Linked DNA regions of Homo sapiens: region 1 is linked to region 2. The links are chromatin contacts, found by Hi-C in ENCODE. All regions are on one chromosome and are shown on one strand. The core of a region is the stretch at or near the end of the contact, and the rest is flanking DNA. Distances in the headings are between cores, read along the strand shown. Region 1 overlaps ATF7IP (activating transcription factor 7 interacting protein). Region 2 holds the start of EPS8 (EGFR pathway substrate 8, signaling adaptor).

What was found. A loop is a pair of places that touch in the nucleus more often than their neighbours do. Pooled maps may share reads with other maps.
Region 1: a loop to region 2 is called in a map of B cell, with 18 times the contacts of the local background. The contact joins the enhancer-like site here to the promoter of EPS8 in region 2. A Hi-C loop is called at or near these places in 5 of 168 maps with a recorded cell type or tissue (B cell, CD4-positive, alpha-beta T cell, GM12878 and 2 more), 2 of 37 single-sample maps with no recorded cell type and 17 of 50 pooled maps.

Annotation. Positions count from the first base shown.
Region 1 is chr12:14,389,240-14,392,295 of GRCh38, reverse strand. The region is part of intron 1 of ATF7IP (activating transcription factor 7 interacting protein); the gene reads right to left. Among named protein-coding and RNA genes, the nearest start is that of ATF7IP, 25 kb to the right of the region's middle. Within about 2 kb of position 1,280, at least 2 of the 41 ENCODE cell types and tissues checked have a DNase peak (open chromatin) inside an H3K27ac peak, as active enhancers do.
Region 2 is chr12:15,787,856-15,790,744 of GRCh38, reverse strand. It overlaps EPS8 (EGFR pathway substrate 8, signaling adaptor), which reads left to right and starts at 1,357. Exons shown (of 21, transcript NM_004447.6): 1 at 1,357-1,584. RefSeq lists silencers at 1,150-1,499, 1,760-1,879, 2,210-2,289.

The sequences.
Region 1 (3,056 bases), core at 31-2,530, 1.4 Mb after region 2:
TAGACCAGATTTCTCCCAACTCCATTCTTCCTGAAATGATGATTTTTAAAAGAAAAAAAAGAAAAAAAAAAGATCTGTGCTAAAGGGAGTCTTGTGAAACAAATGCAACCAATATTTAATTTGTGCTACACTTCACTTGACTTTATATTTGTTATCCTCATTTAAACCCCAATATTAGTTCTTTATGATAAACATTATTCCCATTTTAAAAACAAGAAAAACTGAGGTTCTGAAAATAAGTAACTTGCCTCATTCCATAAAAATACCTAAGACTTGGCCAGGCATGGTGGCTCACACCTGTAATCCCAGCACTTTTGGAGGCCGAGGCAGGCAGATCACTTGAGGTCAGGAGTTCGAGACCAACCTGGCCAACATGGTGAAACCCCGTGTCTACTAAAAATACAAAATTAGCCAGGCATGGTGGCGCACGCCTATAATCCCAGCTACTCAGGAGGCTGAGGCAGGAAGACCGCTTGAACCTGGGAGGCGGAGGTTGAAGTGAGCTGAGATAGCACCATTGCACTCCAGCTTGGGCAACAAGAGCAAAACTCTGTCTCAAAACAAACAAACAAACAAACAAAATACCTAAGACTTACTGAACACATAATCATAAATAGGTACTGTACTTTGAGCACTATATATCCATTTTTCATATAACCTATAACTAATGAGAGGAAGAACATGGATTCACCCTGACTCTGTTTGACTCAAAGTTGGTGTTCTTCCAACGACCCATCTCATTTAATGATCAGGGATAACACAAAGAGGTTAAATATTTATCCAAAACTACACAATTACTTAATAACAGTACGAGAGCAGAAGTAATCTTTTCCTAACTTCTATACTAATGTTTTCCACTATGTATGCCATGGTACAGGTATTTCTATATCCAACAAAGGGATACACGAGTCAGATAGTTCTACTGGCAGTTGGCTAGCTGTATCTGCCTTACTTCAGAAGGAAAGACAAGATTCCCTCAGGCAGATGCAGAAGCAACTCCTCAGACCTCTCTCCAGTGTTAAGGTCCCTCTTTCACTAAACTGATGAAGATTTGCTAAATCAATTTGTGCTGTTTTCACAATTTCCATATTCACATATTAATGACTAATAACAGACTGTTACATATCACCAACAGAGAACTCTTTGTGAGAGTTCTAACCTGAGCAATTAAAAAACAATCACTTATTTGAATAGACATTAGGCTTTCTCTCAAATCACTTTCTCTTTTCAAAGTGTGAAGAGCAGTAAAGCAGGGGAGTCACTGTTTCCTGTGCAAGTTAATCACTTTTTCAATTTTCTCTAAAGTTGAACTCTAACTAGAAAACCATTTTCCAAAAAGGCATAACATTCTTTTAGCACTTCCTTAGAGTTACCAATGTCGTGGTATTATTTGAATGTTAACAAGCTGGCTTTCACTCTGGGAAATGTGGAATTCAAATTTAAGTCAGATCAAGATTATAAATTATCATGTTTCATGCATCATCAAGGTAGTCTTCACATAGACACTGTAAATGTTAAATTAATAAATGTAAATAGATGTAAGTTTTCAACAAAAATAAAGTTTGTAATGGCCTAACGGCCATTATCTAATCTAGTGTACGGTTAAGAAAACATTCTATTAGGAAATTTACTCATTATTTTCAGTGATAAACTTCTTAGCTCAACTAATTTGAGCAAAAATCTTTTATAAAATGTTATTTCATTTATCTGTTCAGTAAACTGCATAGCTTGAATACACTTTAACTTTTTCTTATTCAGTATCACCATTAAGAACATCAAGTTGATAGTGATGTCCTTTAACACAGCGGTAACATTTAAAGAAAACAGAACTGATTATCACATAAAAGATCTCAAGGTACTTAGATGTTTCTAATTAGTATTTCTTTAATCTCTTCACTTTCAATCGTTACTTGTTGTTATGCCATTGGATCTCCTTCATTTGGCTCCCATGGCACTCTATATAAAATTAGGACAAAGTGAAAGGTTACAAAAGGTGCCATATCTTCTAAAGAGTAAACTGACTTTATATATTCTAAGTCTCTCCTACCAAGTAAAGTAGGCTAAATTTTACTTATGTTTACTTTCTTTTGGGTTAGAAGTTATATTTTAGATATTTAAGGCTGCCAATAAACTATCAAATACGTAGGATAGGTCTTTAAAAGGAACTGTCTTCCAAGGCCACGCAGGTAACGTGATTCAGTGAAGAGGACCAGAGGTGGGCAAGAGAAGGCCCTATCTGAAGGAGACAGCATCTATACTCAATTGTAGATTGCTATCCTCAAGCAAAAATGTTGTTTGCTTTTCAAGAGGCAAGACATCTAGATTTTTAGGTAAAATCTGACAACTTTAAATGTTAACAATTAGAGAAATGGGGCTGGGGGCGGTGGCTCACGCCTGTAATCCCAGCACTTTGGGAGGCCGAGGCGGGCGGATCACCTAAGGTCAGGAGTTCAAGACCAGCCTCAACATGGAGAAACCCAGTCTCTACTAAAAATACAAAATTAGCCGGGCGTGGTGGTGCATGCCTGTAAACCCAGCTACTCGGGAGGCTGAGGCAGGAGAATTGCTTGAACCTGGGAGGCAGAGGTTGCGGTGAGCCGAGATCGCGCCATTGCACTCCAGCCTAGGCAACAAGAGCGAAACTCCGTCTCAAAAACAAAAAAAACAAAAAACAAACAATTAGAGAAATGGGCTGGTGACTAAAGAATAAAAGTAAGTTTGCTGGCTGCCAGTTTATAGCTCTGAAAATGAATTTTTTTCAAAGAGAATTTACTGTTTTTATGATTCTTATTTGTACTGAAACACAGGAAACTCTAGGCCGTGAATTCAAGTCATGTTTTTAGATAAGTTATTTTCTCACAGTGTATTTGAAGAACTCAGCCAGACTATACCCAAAACACTTCTCCTACTCCTCTAAATTCTGTAATGTCAACATTCTATATTGGCTTTACTTAATAAATACATCTGCCATATCCATACACAACAAAGGATGGCTAATTTATGCTAACAGAGTAGGACCCAGTACTACAAAAACGAATATATAACATTACTAAGTG
Region 2 (2,889 bases), core at 108-2,607:
TGGCTTTGGCAAAAAGAAGGAAACTTCTGGGTTTCATTTTCCTAATGTGTTTAATAGGTATAATAAGGCCCATCTCATTTTAAGGACTAGGAATAATGTGTGTAAGTTGCTCAGTTCCTGGCATAGGTAAATATTCAACAAATAATCATGGTTATATGTAATGATAAAAATAGAAATTTACAACATTGGAAATGTTCAAGTGGATAGTGGTCTGGTGGAAATATTGGAGAGAGTATTCCCACTTAAAATAGGGGACTGGACTTAGCCGTTATATCGATTCCAACTTTTAGAATGGTTTGAATGTCCACCTTGGCATGTTACGTCGTTTCTCCCTGACTGTGCTTTTATTTGCTTCACAAAGCAAGCAAGTCCAATCTCTTTTAACCAAGTTTAATTTATAGGCTTTCGTGGACTTCTGGAAGTCAACTGACTTCGAAGTTAGGACAGCATGGGGGGATTGGGGGAGTAGCTATGACAATGAGGAGTTTTAAGAGTGAGAAAACACAATGTCTATGAGAACATGGACTTCTCTTTTAGAGGCTCCATGAGCTACTCAGAGAGGAGGTTATGAGGGTTGGTTAAGGTACGAGAGGCACAAAGTGAAAGAAGCCTCCACTACTTCAAACCACATCAGGGCTTTTGGCAAGAGCTACATGAAAAATAGGCTCACAGGCAGCCTGGCGAGGCGGGTCTGGGCTTGCAGGCTGGCGCTAAGGACCGGCAGTTGGGAGACTCTCAGGGACCCGATGGAGGGCCTTGGGCACCACCAGTTTACCGCATGGGTTGGAGAGACAAAAAAAGAGGAGAGCGACAAAAGGGGGAAAATAGGTCCGATGATCAGAGGAGGAAGACGAAGGCTGGCTGGTCATTAGATGCGTCTTGTTTGCCGCCAAAGGGCAGGGGTTACGAGCTGTGCAGCCAGACTGGGTGTTGCAACCCGAGCGCTCCCTCCGCCCGGGGCGTCCATCCTCGCCGGGGGCGAAGCTCTCCACACGCTCTTTGCCCCTTCCTGCGCCTCCTGGCTGCTAGTCAGTCCTGTTAGGGCACTTCTGGAAACCTGCTGTCGACTCGCTGCCTTGGTCCGACTTTGATCGCGGCCTTGATAACTTGGCGCAGCGCCCCGTCTCCTTTCCTCCGGTCCCTCTCCCGCCCACCCGGCCTCACCGGCCACTTCGCCTCAAGCGCTGGAGTCGACCAGAACTCTGCGGCTCGGCTGCCGGCAAGACCCGGATAGCGGATTTCGCTCCTGGCTGCGGGGCGCGCACTCGCCCGCCCGCCCGCTCGCTCGTTCCTCGCGCGGGCACTGGGCATGCGCGGCGCGCGGTTGGCACTGGCTGCGAGCGGGCGGGCGGCTCCAGACTTCACAGGCAGCAGCTAGCGAGGCGGTCTCGCCCGGCGCGAGGCCGGCGCTGTGCTCGCCTCGGAGATCGCTGCTCTTTAGCTGGGTGCAGAAGGCGGCTCCGCGGCTCGCGGACGACTGGCTGGGCGCGAATCAGATTGGGGGGCTTTCTCCCGGTCCCCTCCCACCTCGTCTGGGCTCGCGGCGTCTCCGGGGAAAGCCGTGGCCCCGAGGGCGGATCCGAGGTAAGAGCCCCTTGGCGAAAGGCGCCGGTCCCGGGGTCCGGCGGCTTTGACTTTCTCGATTTTAAAAATCCGCCTTTGTGTGCTGGAATCGGAGCGGTGCCAGGAGCCGCGTCCGCCTCCCTTCACTTTGACTGCTTTCAACTGGTGTTGGCAGCCAGGTGCGGTAGGGCGCTGCGGCCGGAGGCGTCCGCTCGCCGGGTCCGGGCAAGCTGTGGGGCCCGTGCAGACCCGCGCCCAGGGCTCCGGGAGGCTGGGCAGGGAGGGTTCGCCGTGGCCCAGTGATATTCATGGTAACCTGAGCTTCCGCAGATACACCTGCGCTCATCTGGTCCGTGGGGCGACTGCAGACCGAGTATCCCGATCTCGGCTTATTACGTTAGACTTGGGATTTGTGCGCTGCTCTGCCAACCCGCCTCAAATGGGGAGGGGTTCTTTTCAAAATGACCCTTTAGGGCAGGGTCCCACCCCCGTTTACCCCCTCGAATTAACATAGCTAATTGTTTCGGAATCGTTGTCAATGCCTAATGGCTGTTGACTTTCTTAGCTTGCTCCACTTTACTCACCATTTTACTTTTGGGAAGACAGACGGCCTTTCTCCGGTTGTGGTCAGTTCATGCATTTGAAAGGGGTTTCCCCACCCATGTACTCCCTGCCCTCTCCGATGTTCTCACTCTTACTTTCCTTCCTAGGACTACCTGTTTGCAAAATCTTTGCACCGACCGTTCTCCGGCAGTGTTTCTCAAATCCTCCTCCTCCCATAGGGCCCGTAGTACTGTTGGAATCTCGCGGGGGGCAGGACGCCGTGGTTAGGATTTGAAATCCGCAGACATCTAGAGCGGTGAAGGATTAGGAATTAGAATCCTCCTTTACAAAATATGTTTCAGTGAAATGTGTTACTGCTTCTCTTTTCAAGGTTTCTTGCCTTAGATAGTAAGGGGAATAGGTAAAAGAGCTAATATGTTAGGATGAGTTCAGGTAAAACTTGATTTCAGATGTGTGAAGAGTGTGACTTTTTGGCTTTGTCATTTTTGGGAAATAGGAGAGTTAGGATTCCGGGCAATCTTCTTTATATTGAAAAAGCCCCTCAAAGTAACTGTGTTGTGTATTGCCTCTAGTTTATTTTCATTGAAAGGACTCCATTCTTCCACAGCTCCTTGGGTTCTGGAAAGTGAGCACTAGTAATGGACGTCATGTGGTAGTGAGTCTATTGGAATTAAAGTCAATGTCATCCTGTCTCACCTAGTATAGATTTTTTGTTTGGGATCGCAGTTTTCTAAACATATTGCTGTAGTTCTTAAGTTGCTG